2 separate regions of the Homo sapiens genome follow, and region 1 is linked to region 2. The links are chromatin loops, found by intact Hi-C in ENCODE. Cell type or tissue: heart left ventricle. All regions are shown on one strand. Links, peaks and the distances in the headings refer to the core of each region. The heading gives the core; the rest is flanking DNA. Region 1 has its middle 250 kb from the start of DMAC1. Region 2 has its middle 300 kb from the start of DMAC1.

Evidence for each region. Peaks named below come from ENCODE experiments on the same cell type or tissue, not always from the same donor. Only the 100,000 strongest peaks of a DNase experiment are listed, where the experiment ranks them.
Region 1: a loop joins it to region 2, with 6 times the contacts of the local background. A loop is called at or near these places in 2 of 110 quality-filtered maps.

The regions. Positions count from the first base shown.
Region 1 is chr9:7,540,765-7,557,537 of GRCh38, reverse strand. It overlaps the pseudogene PPIAP33. Among named protein-coding and RNA genes, the nearest start is that of DMAC1, 250 kb to the left of the region's middle. RefSeq lists an enhancer at 7,987-8,582. In heart left ventricle, for the core only: no CTCF peak of the experiment used is centred there; a DNase peak (open chromatin) is centred at 8,127; H3K27me3 peaks cover 455 bases.
Region 2 is chr9:7,489,088-7,505,860 of GRCh38, reverse strand. No RefSeq gene overlaps it. Among named protein-coding and RNA genes, the nearest start is that of DMAC1, 300 kb to the left of the region's middle. In heart left ventricle, for the core only: no CTCF peak of the experiment used is centred there; no DNase peak of the experiment used is centred there.

The sequences.
Region 1 (16,773 bases), core at 3,446-11,445, 53 kb before region 2:
TTCGTATGGCATAGGCACTGAGCTATCAAAACTGACTCTACCCATGTACAAAACAACAAAATAGTCCACACATTGACTGACTATCCAACCTGCTCCCAGCAACTCTTCTTAATTTGATTTCTGGGCTTATCTCTTATCTCCCTAGGTGACTTGGTGACATCGGACAGCCTCTCCTACTGTGGTGAGTGCAAACCTCTGCCCTGGGAGTCAGAGAATTTGGGTTTCGGTCTTAGCTCTACGCGTTTTATGACCTTAGGGAAATTGTTTCATTGTTCTGTGCTCAACTTGCTTCTTTGGGAAAACAAGGAGATTAGGAGATTGGGCTGACATTTTTCAATGTGAGTGCTATGGACATTGGCAGGCAAGGAACAGTTGTTTATGATGTAAGTCTGTCCAGCACATGGCAGGGTATTTAGTACCCATGTCCTCTGGACACTAAATGCCACTAGCACTCCCCAGTGATTGTGATAACCCGAAATGTTCCATGAATTTCTACTGTTGCAAAACAAATTGACTAGACAGTCTCTAAGGCCCTTTTCACTGTTAACCTTTTAATATTTCTTGCATATCCAGTAAACAGTTCTATATAAGTAATGTCTGTTTTGCACTGGGTGTTTTCTAATTCTCTACAATGACAAGCTTACTGTAATATTCCAGGTCAAACATTTCTGAACAGCTCTCTGACTTAGAAAGCCAGGAAAACTTGCCATCTAGATAGATGAAAAAAGAATCAGCAACCCCATTAGGCCAGCAGTCCAGCAAATTAGCAATTCTCAACTTTTCAGAAGTGCATCGGCAAGATCCAGTTATGAGAAACAGACACCTGATTTAGTATTTTAAGTGAATGAGATTCAATATGGGGAACTAGGTCCTTTCAAAATTTTAGAGAGTTTGGAGGAACAGGTTCTAGGCTGAGCCTCCAGAAATGACTCCTAGAAAACTATTCAATGATTCATCAAGGGAGCTGTTATCCCCACCTCTAACAGGAAGGTAGGGAATAAGAAGGCTGCTTCTGGAACTGTGGTCTTCATGAACATACTCTTGCAATGGTGATCTAATATTACAATACCAAGGCCTTCATTGCCACTGCCACCATACTGCCTCTTACCACCCATGATGCTCTTGAGTGGTCCCTGGAAAGGTAATATTGAAAATCCAATGTTATACCGGCAGAAAACAACCAAAACAGCAGAAATATGGTCCGTGCCTCACTTCAGCTTTATAAACCTAAAGCATATACTTGGGAGAACTAAATTTATATCCATTACAATAACTATACAGATAGTTTCTAACCATCAAGTTTCTACAGTGCAGGAAGGGACAAGAGAAGAAGCTTGATATTAGGTATCAAGATACCACACCTACCGTGGAAGGCATGAAGCTGTCATAATCTGAAGAAAGCCATGACTCTCCACAGAAAAAAAAAAAGTACATGCTAAATATATATAAGTTTGCATATGTTTTCATGGTATGTACAGATGTCCCAAAAGCCACAGTGAACCCTAAGGACACTTACACTAGAGCAGAGTTTCTGAACCTTGACATAATTGACATTGGAGGTTATCTAATTCTTTGCTGTGGGAAGCAATTCTATGCATTGCAAGATGTTTAGCCACATCCTTACCCTCTTCCCACTACATGCCAGAAGTACCCTCCCACTTCAGTTTTTACAGCCAAAAATGTTTTGCAAACATGGCCAAGTGTCCCATTGAGGGGCGGCGGGTAAAAAAAGACCAAAACAACCAAACAAAAAGTCCTTAAGTCTGGCCGGGCTCTGTGGCTCAAGCCTGTAATCCCAGTACTTTGGGAGGCCAAGGCGGGTGGATCACCCAAGGTCAGGAGTTCAAGACCAGCCTGGTCAATATGGTGAAACCCCATCTCTACTAAAAATACAAAAAAAAATTAGCCAGGCGTGGTGATGTGCAACTGTAATCCCAGCTACTCAGGAGGCTGTGGCAAGAGAATCACTTGAACCTGGGAGGTGGAGGTTGCAGTGAGCCGAAATTGCGCCACTGCACTCCAGCCTAGGTGACAGAGCAAGACTCGGGGCGGGGGGCGGGGGTGGGGGGTGGCCAGGGGAAGCAAGCCCTTTAGTTTTATTTATCTGTAAAGGATCAATATGAACATAAAACTTTGTGAAGAGAAAGACTTGATCGACAGAGTCATGCATACAAACATCATGAACTACGATAGGTAAAACTGTTGAAGAAATATGTACATAACAAGAGCATGGACAAGAGCAGCTTCAAAAATGGATTCAGAAAGGGGATTTAATATTGTAATTAAACCAACAGAACCTGGAATTTAGACTCAGAAGACCTGTGTGGTGGTTAATTTTATGTATCAACTTAGCTGAGCCGTAGGATACCCAGATATTTAGCCAAACAGAATTGTGGGTTTGTCTGTCAGGATGTTTCTGAATGAGATTACCTTATGAATCAGTAGACTCAATAAAGCAGATTGCTCTTTCTAATGTGAATGGGCCTCATCCAATCAACTAAAGACCAAAAGAGAACAAAACGGTTTTGTCAGAGGAAATTCCCACTGCCTGGCTATTGTGCTAGGACATTGGTTTTTTCTGGACTTTAGAACTTGGACTAAAACATGGGCTTTTCCTGGATCTCAAGCCTGCTGGAACTTACATCATCAGCTCTCCTGGTTCTTAGGCCTTTGGATTCAGACAAGAACTAAACATTGGCCCTCCTGGGTCTTCAGCTTGCCAATTGCAAATCCTGACCCTTGTCAGTCTCTACAACAATGTGACCCAATTTCTTTTTTGTTTGTTTTTTGTTTTTAAGTTCCGGGATACATGTGCAGAACATGTAGATTTTTTACAAAGGCATACGTGTACCTTTGTGGTTTGCTGCACCTATTAACCCATCCTCTAAGTTCTTTCCCCTTGTCCCTCCACCCTCTAACATGCCTGGGTGTGTGTTGTTCCCCTCCCTGTGTCCATATGTTCTCATTGTTCATATCCCACTTATGAGTGAGAACATTCAGTGTTTGATTTTCTGTTCCTGTGTTACTTTGCTGAGGACGATGGCTTCCAGCTTCATCCATGTCCCTGCAAAAAACATGATCTCATTCCTTTTTATGGCTGCATAGTATTTCACGGTGTATATGTACCACATTTTCTTTATCCAGTCTATCATTAATGGGCATTTGGATTGGTTCCATGTCTTTGCTATTGTAAATAGTGCTGCCATAGACATACATGTGCATGTGTCTTTATAAAGATTTATATTCCTTTGGGTATGTACCCAGTAATGGAATTGCTGGGTCAAATGGTATTTCTGGTTCTAGATCTTTGAGGAATCGCCATACTGTTTTTCACAATCGTTGAACTAGTTTACATTCCCACCAATGGGGTAAAAGCGTTCCTATTTCTCCACAGCCTTGCCAACATCTATTAGTTTCTTGACTTTTTAAAAATTGCCATTCTGACTGGCGTGACATGGTATCTTATTGTGGTTTTTCTCTGCATTTCTCTAATAATCCATTATATTGAGCTTTTTTTCACGTTTTTTGGCCGGGTTGTTTTTCTCTTGTAAATTTAAGTCCCTTGTAGACTCTGGATATTAGACCTTTGTCAGATGGGTAGATTGCAAAATTTTCTCATTCTGTAGGTTGCCTGTTCATTCTAATGATAGTATCTTTTGCTGTACAGAAGCTCTTTAGTTTAGTTAGATCCCATTTATCAACTTTTGCGTTTGTTGCAATTGCTTTTGGTGGTTTTGTCATGAAATCTTTGCCCATGCCTATGTCCTGAATTGTATTGTCTAGGTTTTCTTCTAGGGTTTTTATGGTTTGGGGTTTTACATTTAAGTCTTTAATCCATCTTGAGTTAATAATATTTGTATAAGGTATAAGGAAGGGGTCCAATTTCAGTTTTGTGCATATGGCTAGCCAGTTTTCCCAGCACCATTTATTAAATAGGAGATCCTTTCCCCATTGCTCATTGTTGTCAGGTTTGCTGAAGATCAGATGGTTGTAGATGTGTGGCGTTGTTTCTGAGGTCTCTGTCCTGTTCCATTGGTCTATATGTCTTTTTTGGTACCAGTATCATGCTGGGCATGCTGCTTTGCTTGCTGTAGCCTTGTAGCATAGTTTGAAGTCAGAGAGAGTGATGCCCCCAGCTTTGTTTTTTGTTTGTTTTGTCTTTTGCTTAAAATTGTCTTGGCTATACAGTGTCTTCTGTGATTCCATATGAAATTTAAAGTAGTTTTTGCTAATTCTGTGAAGAATGTCAGTGGTAGTTTGATGGGAGTAGCAGCGAATCTTTACACTATTTTGGGCAATATGGCCATTTTCACGATATTGATTCTTCCTATCCATGAGGATGCAATTTTTTTCCATTTGTTTGTGTTCTATCTTATTTCCTTGAGCAGTGGTTTGTAGTCCTTCTTGAAGAGGTCCTCCACTTCCCTTGATAACTGTATTCCTAGGTATTTTATTCTTTGTAGCAATTGTGAATGGGAGTTTATTCATGATTTGGCTCTCTGCTTGTCTGTTGTCCGTGTAAAGGAATGCTTGTGATTTTTGCACATTGATTCTGTATCCTGAAACTTTGCTGAAGTTGCTTATCAGCTTAAGAAGTTTTGGGGCTGAGATGTTGGGGTTTTCTAAATACAAAGTCATGTCATCTGCAAATAGAGATAATTTGACTTCCTCTCTTCCCATTTGAATACCTTTTTTTCTTTCTCTTGCCTAATTGTCCTGGCCAGAACCTCCAGGTTGAACCACTATGTTGAATAGGAGTGGTGAAAGAGGGCATCCTTGTCTTGTACTGGTTTTCAAAGGGAATGCTTCCAGCTTTTGCCCATTGTGGGTTTGTCATAAATAGCTCTTGTTATTTTGAGATATGTTCCATCAATACCTAGTTTACTGAGAGTTTTTAACATGAAAAGATTTTGAATTTTATCAAAGGCCTTTACGGCATCTATTGAGATAATCATGTGGTTTTTGTCTTCGGTTCTGTTTATATGATGTATTACGTTTACTGATTTGCTATGTTGAACCAGCCTTGCATCCAGGAATGAAGCTGACTTGATCATGGGAGATAAGTTTTTCGATGTGCTGCTGGATTTGGTTTGCCAGTATTTTATTGAGGATTTTCACATCAATGTCCATCAGGGATATTGGCCCCAAAATTTTTTTTTTTGTCTGTGCCCATTTTTGGTATCAGGATGATGATGGTTTCATAAAATGAGTTAGAAAGGAGTCCCTCATTTTCAATTGTTTTGAATAGTTTCAGGAGGAATGGTACTAGCTCCTCTTTGTATTTCTGGTAGAATTTGGCTGTGAATCTGTCTGGTCCTGGGCTTTTTTTGGTTGGTAGGCTATTAATTACTGCCTCAATTTCAGAACTTGTTGTTGGTCTCTTCAGGGATTCGACTTCTTCCTGATTTAGTCTTGGGAGGGTGTGTGCGTCCAGGAATTTATTCATTTCTTCTAGATTTTCTAGTTTATTTGCATAGAAGTATTTATAGTGTTCTCTGATGATAGTTTGTATTTCTGTGGGGTCAGTTGTGATATCCCCTTTATCATTTTTTATTGTTTCTATTTGATTCTTTTATTAGTCTAGCTGGTGGTCCGTTTCGTTAATTTTTTTCAATAAACTGGCTCTTGGATTCATTGATTTTTTTGGAGAGTTTTTTGTGTCTCTATCTCCTTCAATTCTGTTCTTATCTGAGTTATTTCTAATCTTCTGCCAGCTTTTGCATTAGTTTGCTCTTGCCTTTCTAGCTCTTTTAATTGTGATGTTAGGGTGTCAGTTTAAGATCTCTCTAGTTTCTGATGTGGGTATTTTAGTGCTGTAAATTTCCCTCTTAACACTGCTTTAGCTCTGTCCCAGAGATTCTGGTACATTGTCTCTTTGTTCTCATTGGTTTCAAATAACTTACTGATTTCTGCCTTAATTTCATTATTTACCATGGAATCATTCAGGAGCAAGTTGTTCAATTTCCATGTAATTGTGTGGTTTGAGTTAGTTTCTTAATCCTGAGTTCTAATTTGATTGCACTGTGGTCTGAGAGACTGTCATGATTTCAGTTTTTTGCATCTGCTGAGGAGTGTTTTAAATCCAATTATGTGGTCGATTTTAGAATAAGTGCCATGTGGCACTGAGAAGAATGTATATTTTGGTGATTTGGGGTAGAGAGTTCTGTAGCTGTCTACCAAGTCTACCTGATCCAAAGCTGAGTTCAAGTCCTGAATATCCTTGTTAATTTTTTGTCTCATTGATCTAATATTGACATTGGGGTGTTAAAGTCTCCCACTATTACTGTGTGGGAGTCTAAGTCTCTGTGTATGTCTCTAAGAACTTGTTTTATGAATCCGCGTGCTCCTATACTGGGTGCGTATACATTTAGGATAGTTAGTTCTTGTTGAATTGATCCCTTTACCATTACGTAAGCCCTTCTTTGTCTTTTTTGATCTTTGTTCATTTAAATTCCATTTTGTCAGAGACTAGGATTGCAACCCTGTTTTTTTTGTTTTGTTTTGTTTTTGTTTTTGTTTTTCGCTTTCTGCTGAGAGGTCCACTGTTCGTCTGATGGGCTTCCCATTGTAGGTGACTTGGCCTTTCTTTCTGACTGCCCTTAACATTTTTTCCTTCATTTCGACCTTGGAGAATCTGATGATTATGTGTCTTGTGGTTGATCCTCTCGTGAAGTATCTTAGCAGTGTTTTCTGTATTTCCCGAATTTGAATGTTGGCCTGTCTTGCTAGGTTGAGGAAGTTCTCCTGAAGTGCGTTTTCCAGCTTCTTTTCATTCTCCTCATCTCCTTCAGGTACTCCAGTCAATTACAGGTTCGGTCTTTTTATGAAGTCCCGTATTTCTTGGAGGCTTTGTTCATTTCTTTTATTCTTTTTCCTCTAATCTTGTCTGCATGCCTTAATTCAGCAAGGTAGTCTTCAAACTCTGATATCCTTTCTTCTGCTTGGTGGATTTGGCTATTGATACTTGTGTATACTTCACAAAGTTCTCGTGCTGTGTTTTTCAGCTCCATCAGGTCATTTATGTTCCTCTCCAAACTGGTTATTCTAGTTAGCAGCTCCTCTAACCTTTATCAAGGTCTTAGGTTCTTTGCATTGGGTTAGAACATGCTCCTTTAGCTCAGGAGAGTATTTTATTACCCACCTTCTGAAGCCTACTTCTGTCAATTCATTCATCTCATCCTCCATCCAGTTCTGTGTCCTTGCTGGAGAGGCTTTGCAATCATTTGGAGGGGAAGAGGCACTCTGGCCTTTTGGGTTTTCAGCGTTTTTTCATTGACTCGTTCTCATCTTGAGTTTGTCTCATTTCAATCATTGAAGCTGCTGACCCTTGGATGGAGTTTTGTGGGGACTTTTTTTATTGTTGATGCTATTGTTGTCACTTTGTTTTTCTTTCAATGCGTCAGGTCCCTCTTCTGTAAGGCTGCCATGGTTTGCAGGGGGTTCCCTCCTGTGCCTGGAGATGTCACTTCAGGAGGCTGGAGAACAAGAAAGATGGGTGCCTGCTTCTTCTTTTGGGATCTCTGAATTTGAGGGGCACCAAACTGATGCCAGTAGGATCGCTCCTGTATAGGGTGTCTCACAACCCCCGTTGGAGGGTCTCACCCAGTTGGGTGGCACAGAAAAGAGGACCCATTTAACAAAGCACTTTGATGACACCTTGGTGGAGGGGGTGTGCTTTGCTGGGGGGAAACCCACTCATCTGGGCTGCCTGGATTCCTCAGAACTACCAGGAAGAAAGGGTAAGTCTGCTGGTCCGCAGAGACTGCGGCCACCCCTCTCACTAGGGGCTCAGGCTCAGGAAGATCTGGGTTGGGTCCCTGAGTCTCTGGCTGAAGTTGTTGGAGTTCCTGCAGGGAAACCCCACCCAGTGAGAAAGGATGGATCAGGGTCAGGCCTGAAGAGATGTTCTGCCTGCAGTCTGCCACAGCCCGTGTGTTTGAATGGTGGGGGACACCTCTAGGGGCCAAGACGTCCAGCCTCCCTGGCTCCAGCAGGGGAAAAGCACAGCCTGGAGCTATGGAGATGGATGCCACCCTTCCCCCAGCCAGGGAGCTGTGTTAGGCAGTTAAGAGTCCCAGAGCTGGCTGCTGTCCCTCCCTCAAGGAGCTCAAAAGGCTTAGACAGCAGGCAGCCACAGCTGTGGTGCTGGTCACCCCTCCCCCCAGGAGCTCAGCAGGCTTAAGCAGGAAGCTGAGAGGCTGTTGAGAATCTGCTCAGCTCCAGGGTTGAAACCCTAGGCCCTGGTGATGTGGGTTCGTGAGTGGGATCTTCTGATTCATGGGTTGCACAGTTCCATGGAAAAAGCACCGTTTCCCAGGCTGGGTAGCACATTCACTCACCGCCTCCCTTGGCTGGGGAGTGGGGGCTTCCCTGCCCTGTGTGGCTCTCAGGTGGGCTGTCACACCACACTGCTCTTCCTTCCTCTCCATGGATCGTGCCAGCCACCTCGCCAATTTCTTGTACTAAATCTCTTTCTATACATATACTTTCTATTGGTCCTGTTTCTCTGGAGAACCCTAATACAGTTCGATTTAAGTGTTAGTTCTATTGCCCAATCTGTGAACTTGGACAAGTCAGTTTAACTCTCTGAGCCTCTGTTTTCTCACCTATAAAATGGAGATTATGGAAACACTTATGTCACAAGATTACTGTTTGATTGAGGCAAGGTGGACTGAGTAGCTCTCTTTACCTGTATTTTACAAGAACTATGTGTCTTTTAAGGCATTTCCTCCTTCCTACCACAGCCACCCTGAGTCACTGGGAACAAGTATCTACAGATGTACCTGTGCCCCTATCTCAAAAAATGGAACCAGGTGCACTCTACTCCACTTGGTGAAGGTTCTTCCTTCTGATCCATTTGAAAATCATATGAAGGTTGTTTCCGTATCATTGGCATGATTCTTAAGGATGAATTTAGAAGAGTTAAACATTCAAACTTTAGCAAGTTTTTATCTTTTGGAATTTTTGTTTTGTTTTGTTTTTGAATTTGAAACATTAAAGAAAACAATTATTGGGGATCAAAAAAATCTTATTTCCCTGCCAAACCATATGCATCGAAATTGTTTCTATCAATGGAAACAGTCCAAGAATTTGAAAAACAAATCCCAGTGAAAACACGCAAAATTAAGTTGGCAATTTCTTCTTTTTGATTTTTTTAAAAAAGAAACCATAAACTAGAAGACATAGAGTTTTCTTTTTTAAACGAATTTCTCATCTTCCAGCAGGAGCCATTCTTTTCACAAATCAATGCTTACTGCTAAAAAGAGAAAGCTTAATGGATGAACATTGTGGTAAAAGTGAAGGCCCCTCCGAACACATTTTAAAAGGAAATTACAATTCAGTAAATTCTCCTTCCCCTCTTGTTCTGTTTGTATTTCCATTCTGTGCTGTTGCTAATTCGAAAAGCCAGATTTTCACTCCACTCCTCATTCTGTTCAACTTTACAACCTGGATAAGCCTTTCTGACACAAAAGACTTTATGTTGTGGGACAAGAGGTTCTGGATCCTGGATTTAAAGTCTAATTTGGAGCCTTCCTGTGTCAAATTCATTCACCTCTGCAAATACATTGTAATAAAATAGTGACGGTCTGATTAATCTACAACCGTTCAAATGTATCTGGAGAAGCAAGTGCTTTTCCCTTAGGCTCAGATTGGCATAAGGGCACAAATATTGCCCTAAAGCAGTAATAAAGATCCTTTCCTATTAAAATGAACAAGTCAACAAAAATATCCCTGTGTCTCAAAGAAAATATCCCTCTAGAAGATGTTTATCAAAAGTTATTCACAGAATTATACGGTCATCCCTCTGTATCTGCAGGGGATTTGTTCCAGGACACACTGCCCTCATAGCAAAATCTGTAGATGTTCAAGTCTCTGATTTAAATCGTACAGTATTTGCATATAACCTATGCACATCCTCCTGTATACTTTAAACCATCTCAAGATTACTTATAATACCTAATACAATGTAAATACTATGTAAATTGTTGTAATACTATATTTATTGTTATATATATTTATGTATATATATATGTAATATATATATTGTTTTATATTTTCAATCCATTGTTAGTTGAATCTGTGGATATGGAACCCAAAGATATGTAAGGTCATCTGTACTAACTACTATAATCAATTTCACTAATGTGAAATCATAAAATTTACAAAGATTGTTTAGAACAGTATGCTCAACCTGTGTTATCCATGGCATTATTACTTAATAAATGTGCAAATAATAATAGGTGCTGGTATTAATTACCTTTGAAAAATGCTAATCCCCTCTTAAAGTGTCATATATTACATAGTATATTAAACGAACTGAGAAATTCTTCGGTAAAGAAATTTAATCTTATTCTCCAAGATTCTTCTAGACTTACTTGACTACAGACCTCTTTTTTTCATAAAAATATGTCTTAACAGATGTGAGATTAGAAATCTTTGCAGAGCAGTTTGAAAAATGTTGGTTGAGGATCTCAACCTACTATATCACTCACCTCACCCTGGCACATATATGTGCGTGCACACACACACATACACATATCAGTATCATAATTGCTCCTTTTAGAGGCACTCACTTTTCTCTAATACAGCTCTCCAAAACTAGCTTCCTCTCACCATCAAAACATGTTTATCTTCTGTATACATTCCTAGGATCCTGCTTTCTGCTAACAGGCAACTTATGTGATCAGCTATTTGAAAATTTGAAGGTAAAAATGAGAGCTCTGGAATGAGAATACCTAGATTTAAATTAGGGTTTCATAATTTATGAACAGTATGATCTTGGGCAAGTTACTTGACCTCACTAAGCTTTAACTTTCTGCTCTATACATTAAGCATGATAATGGTGCTTATTTCATTAAGTCACTGTGATGTTTAAATGAGATGATTCCTACAGAAATGTGTCTGACACAAAGTGTTCAAAAACATTTTAAAGAAACAAATATATACATGAATTATAACAATTAATCTCATGTGGGGCATTTTTCCTTCTGCTTTATAAATGTTTCCTTTAGATAAGGTTGTTGTGTAAATCCTTCAAGGGAAGCCTGTGAGCCTTGATAACAAGACCACACCAGACAAACTATTTGGTCCCAACTGCCCAACTCCATCTCATGCCTCCCTCCCTCTGGCTGTCTGTGCCAGTCTCAATGAACCTCTTTCAGTTCTTGAAACAGGGCTATACTTTGTCTTTTGCACATGCTGTTCCCTCTGCCTGAAACACTCTTCCTCACTGCTGCCTTGCTTTGACGTAATCAGGCTTTTGGCTGAAATGATATTTCCTCTAAGAAGTTTTCTTGATACCACCTCCCCACCAGACTAGTATAGTTACCCCATGTGCTTCCCCTATAATAATATTCATCACACTTGATTGTAACTTTATCTGCCTCCTCAGCTTTAGGGACTGACTCTGTGTTTTTCTCTCTCTCTTCTCCTCTCCCCCCAGCCCCCGCCACAATTTATCACAGAACAGAACATACTGGTGGTTTTATGAATACCTAGCTGGTACAGGAATCCTTACTCAACCCTCCAATCCCATCCTCCATTTTGCACATACCACAAATGTATGTCTTCCACACATAAGTCTTACGCAACCCTAACAGGGGAAGCCCTTATGATGTCTGAGGAAAACTTTTTTCATGCGCCAGGTAAAAGGGAGCTTAGAATCTGATATATTATAAATTAACTTAAAGAAAATAAGGAAGCGTGACTTTATTACAAAGTAAATTCTGCCACAAAGGTAATAGGATTTCCATTTTGAGGATGCAGCTTAGAGAAGTAAAGCAACTTCCCATAATCGCACAACTAGTAAATGACAGAACTGGAATCTAAATCTTGGACTTTCTAACTCTTAAGCAAGCTCCCTTCAATTTTCACAACACCATCCTGTCTGCTTTAGATACCATGCCAATCAAAAATAGGATACCCAGAAAAATGTTCTGAATATAGACATCCCAAGACATATGGGGTGCAGCAGTGCCAGCAGACCAATGCCAAGCAGCATCCATAGATAAGAGAGATTAGCACTGCATGCAAGCAGAAGTCTCCTCCAGGCTGAGTTCTTAGCAGGCACAGGAATTCTGTGTTCCATAGTGCCCTTTCAGCATGACAACTTGGAAGGATGGGAAAAGCCCAGACTTTGAATCAATCTTCAATTTTAATCATTGCTCTGCTACTTTAACGTTGTGTGATTGTGGCCTGGTCACTTGCCCTTTCTGAACCTCAATATTTTAATCTATAAAGTAGTCATAATTCTACCTATTTGTCAAGGATAATGTGAGAATCCAGTAACAACCTGTGTAAAACTGCCTAACACAGCTCTGGAGCCCGTCGGATACTCCCTCTGTTCCCTTCTCTTTGACCAGTGGTTTCTGATAAGAGAAAGCTGTCTTCTTGAGCAAAAACTACCTTTCCCTATGGATAATCTCCCTGTTCACTGATGCCACCATAAGGACTAGCTCTGGGTGTTGGTATCTTGGCCCTGGGAAGAGGTGGGGAGGTTGACAGAGGAAGTCAGTGGATCCCTTTTCCAAGTTGGCCCTGGACCCATGGACCAGAGATAACAAGGAGTTCTGTGCAAAGAGAACACATTGGAAGCCCGTGTGCTCTGATGTGGGAGAAAGCTGGGTCATGCTATTTGAAGTGGCCTCCAGATTGTGAAACTCAACCCTGCTCATCCTCCCCACAAACATCCTGGTGGCTGTGTGGTAATGGACAGCTATCATTATAGCATTTATCCATCTCTGGCCTCAGACCTCCCAAGGCCATCTGAAAACCAAACTCCTAGCAAGGATCAAATGGAAAGGACAATAAGTTTGAGCCCAGAAGTTGGAAATGGGAGGCTTGGTAGAAACCCAAAAAAAAAGGAACAATCAGGAGCTACTCTCATTTAATGCTCTTTCTACTGAAGGAGTATCTTTGTCACTGCAGTTCTCCAGGGCAATCTAATGAAGTCTCTGTAAAAGAATCTGGTTCCACGCATAGGCTGCCTATTGATTTCATCAGTAGTTCTTTAAAGGGTTCAATTAAGGGTAAGAAGGAAAGCAAAGCAAAGTTGTGTCTAAAGAGTGGGAAAACCCAGATCCAAAAAATGTGAAGCTGGAATTTTTCAGCCCTTCTAAAATGTGATAAGGATCAGAGTGTAAGAGAGGCAATCAATTATGTCATTAGGACAGGTCACAAAAGGGAGAAAGAGAAGAAACACAGAAAATTATTGACAAGTGCATGAAGACAGTGCCTAACAAAGATGGTGCTTTCTCAGTCCTCCAGGAAAATAATACATCTTTTCTCCTCAATATTCATATCTTCCTCATTTTAAAAAAATTATAGCCAGCCAATTCCTATTGACTGTCATTATTCTTTTATTTAATCAAAATGTGTGCTTGGATATTAGTTTTAGACCCTGTGCTAGACAGGTGGAAAAAAAGGTGAACAAAAATAAACACAGTCTTGCTCTCAGAAGATTCAAAATTTAATTGGAAAGATAGACATTAATCAAATAATCACTTCCATTAATGTTTGATTACAAACTGATACATAAGTGTTCAGGAGGAAGAGAACTTGGTGATATGAGAGGGAAATTGACCTACACTGGATAGGGGCACCATTGAAAGCTTCCCTAAGTAAGTTATTCATGAGTTGATGTCAAAAATATGAATAATAAAGCAAAAGTGTACCAAAATAGGAATGAATAAGGAAGATACTGGGTGATGCACCAAATTACAGGAAGACCGGAGGGAGGAATAAACTCAGAAAATGTCAGGAATCAAGAGAAGCTGGCAGCAGAAACTCTCCTGGACTTGCTCCCAAGCACATAGCCACTCCTGCTCCATGATGTGGCTGCTGAGGTCAGTAATTAAGTCCCATTGTCCCTTTGGCTTTTTGTCACTAAGTCAAGATACAAAGCCTGGAGTGGAAACTCCCAGCTGTACAAACCTAGGTCAGGTGCCCAAGAGATAGGCTTCCCTCCTTTTGAGTCACATAATAGGATTTCCCAAAACCAGGAAGAGGAGTGGAACACTGGATGACAAAAAGAAAAAGAAAAAGAAAACCTCTACCATGGGAGAGAGGGGGAGAAAGGCATGGCAGAGAGTGAGAACTGCATGCACAGTAGCCCTTGCCTAAGTGTAGAGACACACTAAGAGAGATAGAGATAGAAGAGGCTGAAATCCAGGCAGAGTCATACTGATTCAGTTCTTGCAAAGCTCTTAAGATTTGGATCTTTACCTTGAGGCAATAAGAAATCATTGATGACTTTATCAGCAGAAGGAAAGCATATTCAACTGCATTTTGGAAAGATAATTCAGAATACAGGAGAGAGAACAGACAGTGAGGGCACAAGAGCAAATGGGGAGCAGTCCACATTTGTAGATACCGTGATGCGTAGATAGTAGACACCGTGATGTGTATCCCAGGTCCCCACTTCAGGACTGAGGCACATCTCCCCAGCTACAGAACTGTTGGTTGCTGACAACTCACAGTTAAATCCCTTTTTGAGACTAGCCCTTGGCGTAAGGAAGCTGCCACAGGGAGGCTATGTCCCTCCCTGGAGACAGCTGGCATCAGATGACTAATCAGCATTGCTACAAAGGCTTTATTTGAGGTGGCTCTAAAGGGCTATCTGAGCTCCAGAGCTCCCTGTGGGATCAGCTGAGGTCTCATGGCAACTGCATCACAGTTTCAGTTCTCCTCCTGCCCGATCCTGCTACCCTCACTCCTCATCATTAGTGACTCCTGAAGCAGTCCTCAGTAATCTTTCTGCATACAAATCTCCATCTCAATGGTTTTTTTCTCAGGAATCTCGACCCGAGACAGCATGACAATCAGAAGACTATAGGAGCCTAGCAATGAAAACAGGGTAGCCTCGACTATGGTAGAAGTAGATACTAGGGAGAGAAGTGTGCTGATTAAACTTTTCAAGGCCCAAGGACCTGAGAATCATATGAGAGAAGAGACCATTTGCAGAGTTAAGGAAAGAAACTCACCCCTTCCTAGATTAGATGTTTCTAACTTCCCTAGTGGTTGAATGGAAGAGAACAGTCATTCCTTCACACACTGGCCCAAACACAATTTCAAACCTTATCCCCATTCTAATAACCACTAATGCTCCTGCTGCAGTCGGCATCTGCCATAGTGTATGATGTGTTGGGAGCTGGCTGCCTCCAGAGCTGAGACTCTTAAGACTGGAGCAGCTGTTACAGGTCTGGCTCTCCTGCCTGATTCTTTGTAGCCATATCACTAAATTTCCAACAGTCAGTTCATTTTATGGCCTTTTCCCCCTTCTCTTTGTAATGCTGCTACCGCCCAGTGCAGAGGCTGCCAAGAGGGTTGATTTCAAACACAGGGCTTTTAAAAGGTGACAGATGAGATGATGTCATGGCATGGAAGGTAAAAAGCCCCCTTCTTCCTCCAGAGTGGTTTAACCAATAAAATTAATTTGCCTGTTTACAATCTAAAATAAAGACAAGATGGTTTAATTTTTCAATAAAAAGTTTTGGCAGGAAGGAAGGGAGTTATTAGCATGCTGATCAGGTTGAGGGGGAAACCAAATGTAGACAGATCATCCTGAAGCCACACTGAAGGGCCTCACCTCTCTCCTTCTGTCTGCTGGTTGCAGAGGGAGCTGCCATGATGCAGCTCTAGCTAAGGGACAAATGGGCAGGCAGCGTAGGTGCTGGCAGGAGCTGGTAGAAGCTGTGGGCATTGCACAGTTGGCCCGCTTGAGCCATTAAGAGAAGTGACCAGTTCAGAACCATTCTCAAAAGACATTCCAGGGCTTAGCAATGACAATCCCCCGTCAGCCTCCCTCTCTGTAGCTGAGGCCCAGCTCTCTTTGCCATTTGTGGCAATCATCAAACAGATGAACTTTGCAAAGCCTCATGAATTCCTGGCAGCTCTTCTGCAGTGCTTCCGTCTCTTGCTCTTTCTCCCCAACTGGCTACAGATGGATCGGCATTTCCTCCATAGCTAGGATGGCAGAACCAAGTTCCAAAGGGGCAATTTCAATATCTCACCTTCTGCTTCCACCTTCCAGCCTCCCCATGACCCACCATTCAAAAGAATGACTATAGCTCTCCACTGGAGGATGACGTTGACATTGAATCTGTATTCAAAGTTGGAGAAACTTGAAAAACTCCAAAGATTTCTAAGGACTTTTGAAAGACTCTGCTTACTCCTAATAGCCCATGTTTTACCAGGGTATACTTAATACTTGCAAGATTATAAGATTCTGTTTTACAAAGTGCTCTTGCATACATTATCACATGTGATACACATATGATTATCCCATTTTCTAGGTAAGCAAACTGATGATCATGGGGAAGGTGAGGAGGATAACAATATTTTTTGAGACTAATTTATGCATTAGAAGCTATGTGGAAGCTCTACCCCATAACTCAGCTAAATCTTCACAATCAGCCCTGAAAGGTAGGAAATTATATCCCATTTACAAATGAGGAGATGGAGACAGAATTTACATGATCACCCAAAATCACGTAACTGGCCTTGGATTTGTAGTCAAGCCAGGTTACCTTCAAATTCTTTCCCTGCACTGGCTGCAGGTTTACTTCATTTTCCTGGCAGATGGATAAATCTGTCTGGTCCATTCATTCCTCAGCTGCCCTTCCAAGCTAGAATGTCTAGCAAACTCTCTCCCCAGTGAACATATTTTTGTGCACCTGTTAAAAAACGCAAAATGCCTTCAATACACCTGGAAAGACAAGTTACACCACAGTTCTCATCTTCATTCAGCATCCAAACAGGGAATAAATCCAATAC
Region 2 (16,773 bases), core at 4,778-12,777:
TAGATGAATTTAAATAAAGGTATTTACTTTGTGAAGATAATGTGGATAGTTAGGCCAAATGAAGATTTTTGGAAGGAAAGCAAGAGTTTTCTATAGGAATTAGGAGACTATTGTCAATTCTTTACCAAGATCTTATTTGATTATGCTGACAACAGTCTATATAATGGATTGGAATAAGGAAATACAGGAGTAGAAGAAATCGTTTTCTGTTCTAACGCCATTGTGATGAAAAACTCATCTTAATAATGATGGAAATCCATTCAGATCAGATCTTTGGCTACATGCAATGCATAGTTCAGTCCAGATGGGTACTGACCAAATCTGTGGAGAGACGTTTGAAGTAACCTTACCACTGAGAGGATTTGGGTGATATTTTGAGGACTACCTGCAGATACTAAAATCTGCAGATACTCCAGGGGAATATTTTGCTTCAGTGCTTTTCCCCAGGGTCATTTAAAATGTAGAGTCTTTCTTAGCTTAAATTTATTCATTTACAAAAATCTGAACATTTAGATTTATTTTTTGTTTGATTTTTTAATCTAAATCTGAAGTGAAAATTTGAATCTCCTGTTAAGGTAGACATCTTCTCAGCACCAATTCGCACATACAATGACTCCAGGGAAAGTTTCTGAAGCAAAACTTTCCCCTGGAATATCTGCAGATTTTGGTATCTCCAGGAGGTCCTAAAACCAATTCTTCGCAGATACCTCAACAATGTACTTTCAGGCTTAGACTTCAAAACTCTTCTCTTTGTATCTGCATTCATCTCCTAGGTAATCTCATTCATTACTGTGGTCCTAAATACAATCTCCACACTGATGACCACTGAATTCACACCTCTGGAACTAACCTCTACCTTGAACTCCAAACAAATATGTGTAACTATTGGCTCAACATCTTCACTTGGATGTCTAAAGTTATCTCAAACTTAACATGTCTGAAATAATACTTTTAATACCAACCCAATATGCTCCCAGAACTTCATAATCTCAATAAATGCCAGCTCCATTTTACCAGATGTTCTGGCCAACACTCCTAGAATCATTTATGACTCCACTCTCCCAAACCCCATGTCCAATCTATCAGCAAATCCTAATAGATCTACCTTCAAAACAGATCCAAGCCCACTTCTGCTTGAAGGTCTTTACATTCACTGCTCCCTCAGCCTGGAGTCATCTTCCCCTATGTGTCTGCAGTGCTTATTTTCTCACTTCTTTCAGGTCTTTACTCCGAAGTCACCTCCTCAGGAAGACATTTCCTGACCACCTTATGTTAGGAGGTCCCTCCCCCAACGATCACCCAACAGCCTTTTCTAACCTTGTTTCTAGTACTTATTTCCACCTAATTCAGCAGCCGCTGATGTCATCCTACTTATATCTCCTTGACCATACCCATGGCCTTCCCTGGAGTTCACCACAGACACCTTCCTTACAGCCTATGGCTTTATTTGTCTCTATGATAGATGGTGTTATTGATTTCCTCTGGCCATGGAAACATATTCAGTCTGTGGACAAGGCTGGCCAGAAATGCTGAGAAGTTAGCACTCTAGGAAGCAAAGAAGTTTGCGAAAAAATACCCCAGCTTTTTATCCCACAAGAGGAAGTCTCTGACTAGTTTTCTGCACTGACCTTCAGCAGGTCCTCAGGGGCATTCAGCCCCAGTTGCCCCACAGGAACCCCCTGATTAATGTGCCCTTTATTGAATTTTCTCCTTTCTGCAGCTCACACCTCTACTCCCTCACTGTGCTTCATGGGGTTATCTCCTAAATAAACTACTTGCAGCCAAATCCTTTTCCTAAGGTCTGCTTTTGGGGGAACCCAAAATGAAACATTTTACATGTTTATTTGTTTATCACCTATATCCCTCACCACAGGGAAAACTCCACAATAGTCAAGTTGTTTCATTCCCAGTTCTACCTCAGCTTCTATGTTCTTAGCACATAGGAAGCACTCAATAATTATTTTGTTGAATGAACTTGACTGCATTTGCATTTGATTTCTTGCCATTCGGCTATAGCATCATGGGTTGGAAGGTCTGTGCTATTGACTTGACAGAGAAGACAGAATGGAAGAAGGAAAGCAAGATTGTGAAAGTTGGGGAAAAAAAGCAGGAAAAAATGCATATTCTTTCTCACATGTCTTTCAAGGTCACAGGAGCAAGCTTCTGATAAACAGTGCCCAAATCAGAAGTGGGAGTGGTAATTTGGGGGGTCATGAACTCGGCTTCATCACAAGGCTCTCACACTCACTGGAGCAGTGGGCTCCATCACTGGAGCACAACAGGAGGACCAGGTAGGGAAGGAGTTGTGGACAAGACCTTATCCCCTTCCAGTGCTTTCTCTCTCTGGTCACCGGCCTTTCATCTGCATCTGAAACACAAGGGCTTCTTTGAGTGGCAGCCCTGCTCTGCTGGTCACCAGCTGAGAGGAAAGGTGAGGAGTTCGTGGATGTATTTGTTCTTGACTTCAATGAGCACCTCTTTATTTGGGGAAAATCCATCATTTCAAACACATAAGAAGGACCCCACCAAGTAACAAAGAGAAATGTTCATTAGGATGTTCCAGACGCAGAAATCTTCACCAGGAAAACAACAGATGACCCCATTACAACAGGCTCCTTGAGGTCTACAGGCCCCATGAACGCAAGTTCAATTTCAAACACACAATTGAATGAAAATGGCAGCAATTCTTTTTCCTGGAGATTCCAGAGCAGCCTCTCCAGTGAAAGCCATGAAGTTCTGGGTAGAGGAATGGAGTATTAGAGCTGAGTTTGGCTACCAGCACTGGATGACACTGACAGATGGTACAACCCTGGACAACTCCCTTCACATAACCTAATCTCACCTTCGAAATTCAGAACTTGAGGCAAACATGCTCTATCTAACAAAGTTGTCAGAATTAGATAAAATCATGAGAGAAACATTCTGGCACATCTTAGCACTCAATACACATTTGCTAAAATGCTAAAATGCTCCTCAGTGCTGCTCCAAACTTCACCACATTAAGTGGAGTGACTGCTTCCCCTCTGCGTGCTCCATCTTCCCCACAGACTAAAGTGTTTCCCATTTCCAAGGGAACAGGTGATGAGAAAGCAGATCTGAGCGGCTGATCAGATACTAAGTAGAGATGAATGTGAGCATAAGGTGGGAGGGGGAGTGTTATGTCAAGTCCATGCCTGTACATTGTCAGTCTGGGAAGGTGCACTCCTGGGGCATAGAGATAGGCCTTCTCTTTTTTCCTTCCTCATAATTCTACTTCACATCAGGGTCTTACAGGGCCTCCATAAATATTATTTGCAGATGATATCAGTGATGCTCTGCCTCCCACTCCTCCCCCTTGGATGTCTGACCTCATCTGAAAGAAAGCAGTCTTAGCAGTCCTAGCTTCCCTGTTCCCATGATGGTCAGGGAGGAAGGGGAGGAAGGGGAGGAACTATGGGGAACGGTGGGGCAGAGCTATTGGTGGCCTTCCACCTTCCTGCATCTGTGAGTCCCTGTGGAAAAGAAGTCCTCCACATTCAATGGAGGAACAGCCACAGCTCAAGGCAGGAGTGTGAGAACCCAAAGGCTGCTCAGAGGATTTCCCAATGGGTCTGGATCTCTTGAGGATAGCAGGAAGAGGATGGACTGCAGGACCATCAAGCCTATGTTATGCCTACTTAGTCAGCCCAAGACTTTTCCTGAATGTGTTAGAATCTCCTAAAATTACTGTCCTTTTAGGGCCTTAAGAATCAAGGAGAAGAAGAGAATAAGAAGGGAACTGTGTTTATCGGTTAACTAGTATGTGCAAACTGACTTATACCAGCTTTCTATACATTGCTCATTTAGTCCTTTTAACAACTCTGAAGTTAGTGATACATGTTACCCATATTTTATTTGGAATTCATATGGGTTAAAAAAAACGTGCCCAAAGTTATACAGTAAATGTGCCCTTTTTCACCTCACCCCACTGCTCAAGCAATGCAGGTTGTCAAAGATCCTTCCTATTGCTGTGAGGCATGTGCCATCAGAGCAGGTCATTTTGTGTGCAGGCATTTTGGCTGAACCCTTTGAATGCCATTGCTTGATAATCAGAGACATCATTATGGCATCATGAATGCATGTGCATGTGTTAGTGTGGAGAACCTGTCTCAACTCACATTGAGGACATGATCACTGAGAACAAGAGATGGAGAAGAGCTTGGTCCTGGGATAAGGGGAAACTGCTGTTGCAGAAAAGACAACTGTAAAGACACCATCAAAATATTATAAACTACGATTACCCTCCTGGGAGAATCTACAAAATGTATATTTTGTACAAGGCAACTCACCCTGTAGACTGTGGGAGGAAAAAAACCATGCCTACAGTACCCTAAGGAAGTTCCCTTGCTTGCATAAAACAGCCCTAGGATAGACCAAAAAGAAAGGCCTAACATCTTTGATGAAGAATAATTCAGTCTGAAGGAGAATGACAGTCTTTAAATCTGCACCTCTGTATCCCACCCCACATTTTCCAGCCTTACTCCAGGTAGCTACTCCTCTACCCTAGGTGCATCGGGGCACCTAGAAAGTCACTGCTGCCAATTTCAATGCTGCTATGCACTACCCTCTGTAGTGGCAAGAAAACAGAACTTGGAGTGGTAGAGCTTCAGCACAAATCTTCACAACATGGACGTTCACAAGGAATGAAGGCTTAAGCTAGTACCTTACCTCGCTGAATTTTAGTTGCCTCACCTGAGAAAAGAAGAGGTTTCTAGGAGAATTAAGTTAGACAACGTAAGTAAGCCAATACACCTACCTGCTCAATGAATGGTATCAACTATTGTACTATTGGCAATTGCTATTTCTTTGCTGATTCTGAAGTTTCCTAAAAGTTTAAGTGCTGCACTGTCTGAAGGAGATGAAGAGAGGTAATAAAGATGGCAAGGCCTCTCCATGCTCTTTCATTCTCTGATAATTTCTGGTTCCAAAGAATCCAGAGCTCCATAACCCACTTTAGTCCAAAGAAGCAGGCCAGAGAGACAGGAATGGAATGATGCACACTTAGAAACTGCCTGGGGCCAGTGTGCAAGCCCTCCCTTCTCTGCTGCAGAGACCCGGGCTTTACTCAGCTCCACAGGATGCCTCCATTTGCTGCCAACTCATGGCTTTGCTGTCAGGTGAAGCCAAGGCACATCCAAAATGAGAATGTTACTTACCACCTACTTGGCTTTCATCCAAATGTCTAGGCTTGTCTAGGGCATAAATCCAGGAAGCAGCCCTGGAGAGATGTCGGGTACTTTAAGATGACACTAAAGCCTGTGGCATGGACAGAGTAGAGGAGGCAGGAGAAGATGAAGCAGTGATGATGGTTGCTGTCTCCTCGACAGATTAAGGTGAGAGAAAGTGCCAGACTGGAATTCAGAAAATGAGTTAGTTCACCAGCCTTTCCATTTACTGGATGATTCAAATTTCTTGAGCCTCAATTTTTTCATCTACAACATGGGTTGACGAAGCTACATCTCTATAATTCCTTCTACTTCTAAAAATCTGTCTTAGGAAAAAAACGAGATTTTTAAAAACAAAAGAATAAGCCAGTTTATAAATAATTATGTAGACCCCACAGGATTCTCTGTGCTGTATTAGAGTGTTTAATTTAAAAGAAATATTGCCTTGGTCCTCAGTTTATGATTTTGACCTGACATTAAGGGCTGATTAGGTAGCCTATGGCAATATACAGTGATGATAAATTAGAATGTGTCCTGCACTAGGAATCGAAAGACCTGACTCAGAATCCTGGATCGATCCCTCCCCTGAGCTGTGCAACCTCTGGCAAATCACCTAACCTCTCTAAGCATCATATCCCTTTTTGCCTACTGTACAGAGGTTTGGCAGTCATAAAATCAATCATCAAAGTGAATGCATTTTGTATTCTGTAAAGCTGTAAACTAACACAAGACTTCATAAACACCATTACCATTATTTCCATTGTGGCCTACTTACCACAGCACTCTACAATGTTTTCACCAAGTTTGGATGATAAAATACCCCCAGCATCCTCCCATTTGAACTAAACTCTGACATAGTAGGCAAAGCTCTGTCTATCTCAGCCTTGTCTAGACATGGCTTATAGACAAGACACAATGATGGGGAAAGAGTGGCAGCCACTATCTAGGGACTAGGAGGCTGCTGAGATGGCAGAGGAATCAGCAGAGCTCCCAGTTGATTTGGTCCGTCTTTGGAGGTGTTCTGTGGCTCAGGTCTCTCAAAAGGTTCTGGTCTTCATAATATTTACACAAAGAAATCAAAGTAATTTGGTTAATGGGCACCAAAAGTACTGTTGCAAAAGTGGTGGAGTCACCAAACAGCAAAATAAAAAAATTTGCCCTATATTTTCCTATTGTGAGCCAAGATGCTAAGATGAAATTCAGAAGCTGAAGAAGTCTTCATGGAATGCTGAAGGTCAGTAGCCCTGTAGTGACAATCTTACGAGGCTGTGTAAGTCATCTGGAGGGTGGCTCAGGGACCTTTGCTACGGTACACAAGGCAGGCATATTCTCCCTGGTAACTGGATTCCATTAGCTAATCTTGCTCCCTTCACAGTGGGACTGGATGTTGGGCATGCCTAGTCAATCAAGTAGCTCATAAGTGTGGTTGTGGTGCCGGATAGCTCACCCAGGTCAAAGGCATGATCCAAAACCAAGTCTACACATACACTAAATCCACAAGCCAGGAAGCTGGTATAAGCCATGTCCCTAAAGCCAAGAGGGAAATTCAACAACTAGCTGAGTACAATGCACAAGCAGAATTTAAGAGCCAAGAAGATAATCCAGGAGTTTAGTTGCTAAAACAATAGTATGTTCAAAGCCAGTTGAGGCCGATGCCTGGTTGAAAAGTTTGGGTCATCATGGGCAGTGAAGCTCTCCTAGGAAGACCAGCCAAGAGAGTAGGAGGAGTCATTTTGAAGTTGCCGTGTGTTTAGCTGTCCCAAGCTGTCATTTAGCCTTTACATTAGATTCATGAGTGAAGACAATACTAGAGTAAAGACACCAGCAAGGAATGTTACAACACAACCAGCTCCATCTTCTTCTCTTCTACCACCTAAACCTACTACTCCTAGACTGGAAGGAAATGTGTGAAAACATTTTCAGATGGAATGGATATGATTCTATTTTGTCCCTTCTAAAATGTTACCTTTTGGATATATGTTATTTTTATAGCCAATAAAATATAGAGTATACTATAAAAACAGAAAAAGAGGAACATTTACCATTCCTTATCTTAGTCATTAAGGTCTGCTGCCACTGCTAAATACACTACGGTAGATATTTCTAGAAAGTGTTATGGGCAGTACTGATGTACCCAATTCCAGTGTCACACATCTCTTTTAACAAAAAAATACAGTCCCTTGTTTCCCAATAGTGGTGACTCAGGCTACTGTGGATGGCTAGCAGGACTGCTATTCTTAAATAAGCAGGATGTTTGGCTTTCCTCAAATTATACCCATGGGCGGTCATCTCCTTTTGTTACATGTACACCTTCTTTTGGGTCACTGGAGTATCTCTGACATTGTAGACTGAGGAAGAAGGAGGAAAAAAAGAAATAAAGGGCATAATATCAGCACACACACAATCCAATGAGGCATCCGCAGTATAAATATCTCCACTGAGAGAATGCATCTCTAACTGACTAAAGCAAAGATTGGGAGAAAGTGGAGAAGAACCCGAAAAAGCCATTCTTTTGTTTGGCAGCTTTGATTAACTCTACCCATATAATCAATTCCTCTAGAATACTTGTTTTGAAAACAGGACTGTGTTCCAATGTGAAAACTGAACCTAGCTAAACACAGCAAAGGAATACACAAAACACACACACACAGGCACACATGCACATCTCAATAGCAATCAGCTACCTCAGTTCACTGCTTCTGTTATGAGCCACACCCATCGACATCTGGTATTCCAATTTCCCATCTGATTTCAGCTGACCCTCCTTCCAGCTTTTCAGTTATTCACAAGCATCCACCTTCTGATGCCCACTGTCATAGGCAAACCTCATATCATTTTCAAGACAAAGTGCCCTATTTATTTTTTTATTTGTCTATGTCTCTACTGTTTAACTGTGTATAAAACTGTGCTACAATTTTTATTCATTATTCTCTGTTTTTTATGTGTCACTGATAAAGCTCTTAATTGTTTTACTTCTAACCCCATTTTTCTGCACAAGCCCTATGGTTTTTCTTGTGTGATTTTGATCAGCACACCGATTTTTAGAACACCTAATGTGACACACATTAAAGAGCTGACTATACAAAGTTCTGCTCTTGGCATAGTGAAAAAAATCAGGTATAACCCAGGCAGTGTGTCCATGCAATAACTCCTTTCCAGAATTTTAGGGGAAATTTATGCTTTTCTAAATCTGAAACCTCAAGGAAAATTAGTTTAGAGACTGGGAAAATGGGAGAAAGCATAATCCTCCGGTGAGAATTAAAGTTTAACAATTAATATGAAGACATTACTGGCTCTATAAGCCTCATGGTAACCACAAAGCAAAAACCTTTAATAGATATGCTAAAAATAAAAAGCAGTGAATTAAAACACACTACTAGAGAAAATCACTCAGCCACAAAGGAAGGCAGTAAGAAAGGAAGAGAAGAGTTAAACAACTAGTAAACAAGAAACAAAATGGCAATAGTAAGGCCTTACCTATCAATAATAACATTGAATGTAAATGGACTAAATTCTTCAATTAAAAGACATAGAGTAGCTGAATTAAAAAACAAGACTCAACTATATGCTGCCTTCACCTATAAACACATACATAGATTAAAAGTGAAGAAATGGAAAAAGTTATTCCACAAAAATGGACATCAGAAAAGATCAGGAGCAGCTATACTTAGATAAAATAGATGTTAAGTCAGAACTATACAAAGACAAAGAAGGTAACTGTATAGTAATAAACGGGTCAATTCCACAATAAGATGTAACAATAATAAATATATATATGCACCCAATACCAGAGCACTCGAATATACAAAACAAATATTAATAGGTCTAAAGAGAGAAATATGATGGAAAACATTAATAGTAGAGAACTTCAACACTGTACTTTTGGCAATAGACAGATCATCCAGGTAAAAAAATCAAGGAAGAAACATTGTAGTTAAACTATACTCTACATCAAATGGAACTAACAAACATTTACAGAAAATTTCATTCAACTGCCGCAGAATACACATTTCTCTCATTAGTACACAGAACATTCTCCACATAGGCCATATGTTAGGTCACAAAACAAGTCTCACAAATTCAAAAAAGTAGAAATTATATCAAACTTTTTTATTAAAATGGAATAAAACCAGAAATTAATAACAGGAGGAAAATTAAACAACGTGCTTCTGAACAAACAATGGGTCAGTGAAGAAATTAGGAAGAAAATCTAAAAATTTGTTAAAACAAGTAAAAATGGAAACACAACATACCAGAACCTATGGGATAAATACAAGCAGTACTAAGATGGAAGTTTATAGCAATAAACACTTACATAAAATAAATAAACACCCCAAACAAACAACCTAATGATACACCTCAAGGAACTAGGAAAGCAAGAGCAAACCAAACCCAAAATTAGAACAAGGAAAGAAATAATAAAAAGCAGAGCAGAAATGAACTCAATTGAGATGAAAAAAAATTGGAACAACAAAACAAAAAGTTGGTTTAGCTAGACTAAGAAAATCTTTAGCTAGACTAAGAAAAGAAGAAAAGAGACCCAAATAAATAGACACAAAAAAGGAAACATTAAAACTGACACCATAAAAATACAAAGAATCATTAGGGACTACTAGAAACAACTATACATCAACAAATTAGAAAACCTAGAAGAAATGAACAAATTCCTGGAAACACCCAATCTACCAAGATTGAAACATGAAGAAATAGGAAACTTGAACAGACCAATAACGAGTAATGGGATTAAAGAAGTTAGACATTATTGGCTCTAAGGAACCCACTAACTTCAGGTGGAAAACAAAACCAGGAAATTCTCACACATGATATCAAAAGCCAATGTCAGCATTTGTAGGAACCAGAAGAGAAATGCACAGGAGAGAAGAGGTCAAGTTCCAATCTGTTGGTCTTGCATGTAGCTATTGACCATGTTGTTGGGATGTATGTGCAGCCGATCTAGCTGCTAATGGTGAGTCATGCTCACATTAAAATAAAGATTAACAAGTTTATATGAAGAGTATTATATGACTACTATGAGTGGTTTTTAGAGAAATAAATTTTCAAAGAAAAATAAGTTCTTAATCGGCAATTCTGATACCTGATTCTCTGTAACACTATTTACCTTGCTGAGAGATACAAACATTATATTATTTGAATACTGCTCAGTGATGTTGCTGGTGTTTTCCAGTGTTCAAATATTCATTATAGGCTTCATTTTTTGGTAAATGCTACTAAAATATTATTATTTTTTTTTTTTTCTGAGACGGAGCCTCTACTGTCACCCAGGCTGGAGTTCAGTGGCGCGATCTCCGCTCACTGCAACCTCTGCCTCCCGGGTTCAAGGGATTATCCAGTCTCAGCCTCCCGAGTAGCTGGGATTACAGGTGCCCGCCACCACGCCCAGCTAATTTTTTGTATTTTTAGTAGAGACGGGGTTTCACTATGTTGGCCATGCTCGTCTTGAACTCCTGACCTCATGATCTGCCTGCCTCGGCCTCCCAAAGTGCTGGGATTACAGGCATGAGCCACCGCACCCAGCCAATATTACTTATTTTTTAAGCTGTCCATTACATATCTTTTAACAATAAGTAAAGAGTATAAAGAATGTTGGATATATTTTTTAAATAACTTATGATGTGGGGCATCCCTGAAAATGCCAAAGAATTGCAATTTCTCATTTCCAAAGATTAGTATCTTTCTGGGGCCAGGCACGGTGGCTGACATCTGTAATCCCAGCACCTTGGAAGGCCGAGTTGGGTGGATCACTCTGAGGACACAAGTTTGAGACCAGCTTGGCCAACATGGCAAAACCCCATCTTTACTAAAAATACAAAAAAAAAAAAAAAAATTAGCTGGGCGTGGTGGCAGGTACCTATAATCCCAGCTACTTGGGAGGCTGAGGCAGCAGAATCACTTGAACCAGGAAGGCGGAGGCTGCAGTGAGCCAAGATCATGCCATTGTGCTCCAACCTGGGCAACAAGAGAGAAACTCCGTGTCAAATATACCTATGTATTTATTTCTGGAATTTGGAAATGCTAAATACAGGCATGGTCCTTGGCCAAAATACAGCTCAACTTCTAAGGAACCTCAATGGCATGTTCCTCAAAGGTATATTATAGGCTTGCAATTTGGGATCCAAAGTCCCTGGAACAATATACTATATCCCACAACTGTTCTCATTTCTCTCTTGACCAGTTAGAGTTAGAATTCAGAACCAGCTTATTAATATTTTTTTAAACTCAGGCTTCAGACTTAGACACCATTACAATATGCACATGTGTGCACATATAAACACACACGCCGAAGAGACCACAGTTATAAAAATCTCCTTGGTCTTTTAAAAAAGCAGCCTCCCTTGGCCCAGAAGTCCCAGTCACTATTCGAATGATGGATAGAGGTTTCCATTTCTCACTCAGTCAGCCAGCTCTTTGTCTGCACCCCTTAATTTCAGAAGAAGCAGGAATTCCTCAGCAAAGCCCTTTCGAGGTTCACAAAGGCACAGCTGCCATAAATCAAACATTGGTGACATTGGTGAAGTCAAGGAATAGTGCTGCAAGTAACATTTTCCTCGACCTTGCTGAGAGAAAGTCAAGTCTTGAGTTTAATGAAATGAAATATCTTTATTGTGAACATGAATAAGCCTGCCAGAGTAGTTCTCTTTTGAAGTGACTTAACTGGTCTGTGAAGAGATTTAAGCCCAGTCTCCCAAATCCAAAGGCAGAAGCAGCCTTCATCACCCACCTGGAGGTATAGCCAAGGGAAGGCTGTTTTCTAAGCCCAGAGCTCTGTGCAAAGCTAACTAAAGCTGGGACATCTTGAAGGCATTGAAAGAAAATGAAGCAAACAAATGAACAGTGAATCCAAGAAGAACCAAACTCACCTGTCTCCTGGCCAGTATTTTCTCTCCACGGGCAAAGTAAAAACCCATCATTAGTAATAGACAAAGAAAAGGATGGCATGGTCTGCACTCTGGATTCAAAAATTGACTTTTTAAACCTGCAGACGAATTAAGTTATGAGTGGATGAAAAGATGTTACAGTTATTCATACAGTGGAGAGATTTTTCAAAATACTCTGGTAGAGTCAGAAAGCCCACTGAATTTAATTTGAATTCTAAAACTTTTATTAAAGATACAAGTGTGTTTTTGTTTTTAAACCAAGAGATAATTTTGTCCCTGTGTTATTAAGGATTAATGTAACTCAAAGGCAGACGTGACTTCTATAAAATGAATTTTATTTTTTTCCTCCCTTTCTTCTAGCTATCTGGAAAACAGTAAAACAATTAGGGAAAGAACAAAGAACTTCTCTATGTCTTTAGTTACCCTTGCTGAAGAAACGAGTCCCATATTCTCAATGCTCAATCCTTCTAAGGTTTACTGGGCAGGTCCTAACGGTTTTACTGGGCTTGTAAAATAAACATTTCTGAAGTTGAAATAGTTCACCTTGAGAAAACTTGTTCCAAGTTTTTATCCCCTCTTTTGGATATGGTCCTGACCTATGAACCTGATACAATGAGTTCCAGGTGTTGAACTCTGTGTGGGAAGGAGGTCCTGTCTGCCCTTAACTTTTCATAAAGAGTCCCTGCCCAGATAAATGATTCTCATTGACTTTTACAGATGATTTTTCTCTGGGCTCTCTTTCAACACCTAACTTATACTTAACGTCTTTATCTTCATACACACCCGAGAGAGAGAGAGAGAGAGAGAGATTCAATAATACAGATAATTTCACACTTTATAATTTTTTTTTTGAGATGGAGTCTTGCTCTGTCGCCCAGGCTGGAGTGCAGTGGTGCGATCTCGCCTCAATGCAAGCTCCACCTCCTGGGTTCATACCTTTCTCCTGCCTCAGCCTCCTGAGTAGCTGGGACTACAGGCTCCTGCCACCACGCCTGGCTAATTTTTTTGTTGTTTTTTTTTTTTTGGTAGAGACATCGTTTCACCGTGTTAGCCAGGATGATCTCAACCTCCTGACCTCGTGATCCGCCCACCTTGGCCTCCCAAAGTGCTGGGATTACAGGCATGAGCTGCCACACCCGGCCCACACTTTATAATTTTTATACAAAACATTCCATAATTAAAACGGTATTTATATAATACTTCTAAATTGATAGAGCCATTACAAAGATTTATGGTAGAAAACAAGAGATGGACTCCAACAATTCAGAATTGTCCCCAAACTCTATTGCCTGCCACAGAACATAATCCATGTTTAAAACAAAAAAAAACACCAAAAAATGGCTGACTTACATGAGAACCTATGGATAAAAGCAAGATTATGTGAGATAAAGAGTAGGACGGATAAAGAGTCTGAGTTGCAGTCGCAATGCTCTACAAGCATCTGTATGAATTTAGGAAATAAATCAATCTCTCTGGCGCCAGTATTTCAACTGCAAATGGTAGATTGCAGTGAATGTATCCTAAAGTTCCTTTGTAACCCTGATATTTTATAACTGCATTTATTTCTTAACAAGTTAGCATGTCTTAAATTGGGAGGCTTTCCAACAAATGCACCTTAAAATTGCTGTTGACCAGGTGGCCATCATATAGTTGTCATTGACTAAAAACTTGGTTAAACAACAACTTGGTGTGTAGTAGCTTGGTTGTTATGCTTGAGAATAAGAAAAGACAGCTGTAAGCTTTCAACATTTTAGTTACAAATTATTTGAAGACCATTAGAAGAAGGAATAGGAGAGTTGGTTGTAACTTCTATTGGCAATTTCTGGTAAGATCAAGAGAGCACCAGAAACAAATCTCATAAAATGGGTTTAGAAAAAAATCCTGGAGACAATAGTGGTACACTCATAAGAAACATTGTGACACAAAATACTTGATGACAGCCAGCCACATTCTGGAGGATAACGCAATCATTGACAGCCTGTTGCAAAGTAATTCAAAAGAGCCTACCTCTAAACGTGAAGAAATCTTAGAAATTCACAAACCAATTTATATTTTTCTTTTTTTCAGATAATATGAGTGATAAATGATAAAACATATGTGTTAATCTAAAAGACCTCTTGCATTAAACATAATATTATGTATTATGTTTAATACATATTACTGTACATAATATGTAAAGTATAACATACCTGTTGGTCTTGATAGGTATCATGTAATATTTATAAGTAATGAGAAAGCATTGTCATAGTTGCATCAACAACTTTTTTTCATCTGCATATGTAAATTAAAAGTGCATCTTAAATCTCTGACATCTCAGAAGAGGTAAAATATAGCATGCATAAGCTAGATATTGGAGGATCCTTATAGCAACTTCTGTTTTTTGCCCAGCATCAACCATGAAGAAGTCATCAACTTTTCTTGGAATTCCTAAAATCTTTTTGTACCAAAGTGTTATGGGGCAATACTGATTGCACTAAAGACTTCCAAAGATATATGGAGAAGGAATATTACATCATTAGTTGTATACTCTGTTCCCAGGCAAAAATAAAATCCCCATTGGACCAATTCTCCTCGCCTTTCTCAGGTCTCCTCTTCTTGCACTGAATTTGACTCATCTTCTTTCTTCTACCCATGTTTTAAAACTCGTTTCCTTCTTCTGGTTGTTGGGGACCTGTGTATCATTAGGGTTTGCGTGTACTCCTAGAGTACGCTTACCAATGCTTCCTTTTGACATCTTCAATCTTTCCCTAGGAAGGAATTTTTATACTACCGCTAAAAAGATAAAAATTTCTTCATGTTACCTGTGATTTATTTTCCCTCCCAATTGGCAATATTTGCTGCAGAAAAAGAAAAAGATGAAAACCTCAGTCAGCAATTTAAGGCACAGATCTGTGTTTGGAAACTTGTAATTCTCTACTCATGGACCTTACCACAATTTCCCAAATCATAAAATTGTGAACTACTGCAAGAGAAAATACACCTAGACCAAAGGAAAGAATGACACATCTGATGTCTACTGTAATAAAAAGTAATATTTAACAATAAAACACACAACTGTGTGATTTATTAAATGGAGGCCCTTCTGGAAATTTTTAACTCTAGAGCAAAGGACTTGACTGTACATTTTGCTTTAGGGTTTGGACTTAGTTCACAAAAATTGAATATGGCTGCTAAACCCTTTGAAAGGTTTTTGTTTGTCTATTTATTTTTTCTCTTGCATTAAGCCTGTGGGACTGGACACAGAGAGTGAAAGTAGGTTGTTTGCTTGGCCAGCATCCATATTCCCTTCCTGCAGCAATAGTACCTTGATTTCCTTTTGTGGATTTCACCTTTTCCCTCACATTCTGCCAATGTTGTTTTGAAAGAAATTGACAAAGGTAAATCCTGATTGACCTGAGTCAATTTGCATAGCTAGCCCCTTGGCCACAGGGATTATTAGATTAGCACGTATCCCAGTCAGACTCAATGAGACCTTTGCTGCACCTTCTGGAAGAAAAGAAACCCTCTCTTTTCCTCTGGCCTTAGCAGATTGAGGGAGTAAAAATCTCACTTCTCACATTGCTTTAGCCACCTCAATGCTATGAGCGGGAGCCAGACTGCGGATAAAGGCCACCCCCAGACGATGGTGAGCTGATAGATGTCTGTTGTCTACATTGTTTGCACCCTGAATCAAGCCACTCCTAAAGCTAGCCTTCCCCAGAGTTTTCAGTTACATAATCCAAGAAGTTTATTTTTTGCTTAAATCACTTTGTGTTTCTTTCGCTTGTAATATAAAGAGTCCCAGACAACATAGTGTACGTTTATAGCATCTAAAATAAGAATTCATTCCATATTTATTTTCTCACTCATTTTTAAAGCATTTACAGAGTACCTATTATGTGCCAGGCATTAGAAATAGAATAATGAATACTCTCCAGACCCTGACCCTCCAATAGGACAAGCTAGAGGTATAAGCATATGATACAATGTAATATGGATGAGGTGGAAGGCACTATCAGAAGACACAGGATGAAGCGACTAATTCAGCCTATGAGCGCCAACAAAAAACGTTAGCAGGTGAGGAAGGGACATTCTAAGAGAAGTAAATAGCTTGTGCAAAGGTCCAGGAACTGGCATGGCTCTTCTGGGAAACCACTGAGAGTCTGTTGTGTTTTGCACATGGGTTCCTGAGCTAAGGGCAGAGGGATGTGACTGGAAAGGTAAAATCCTTTATCAATTTTAAAGGACTTTGTACATCTGGTCATCAGTGACTTATGCACAAAGGGATGTCACTGTCAAGACCTGAACCAATAAAAAGATGCAGACATCTTCAAGTGGCAACATGAGTGCGTTTTCCTTGTCTAATCACCTGAAGCTGCCTGACTCAAGCCAGAGTTGCTCTCCTAACTAGGCCTCACTCTCCTCCCCCACCTCTGCTACAAAGAAGAATTGTAAGGCTGATGCTGACAGCCTCCTGTGCTATTGTGCATTTCAGATATTCATCTGTGCTCTGGAAAATGGCTTGAAATTCTCCATGGAGAGTGCAGACAGAAAGGTCAACAATTATGCAAAATGAGTAATAGGCTTGGAGCAATCAGGCCACACAGCTGTTGCAATGAATTCTCGGAAACCCGCCTGCCAGGTGTCTGTGTCTCTGCCCAATGGCCCTGGCCAGGCATCCAAAGCCAAGCCCTTAGTTAACTAGTATTCCTAGA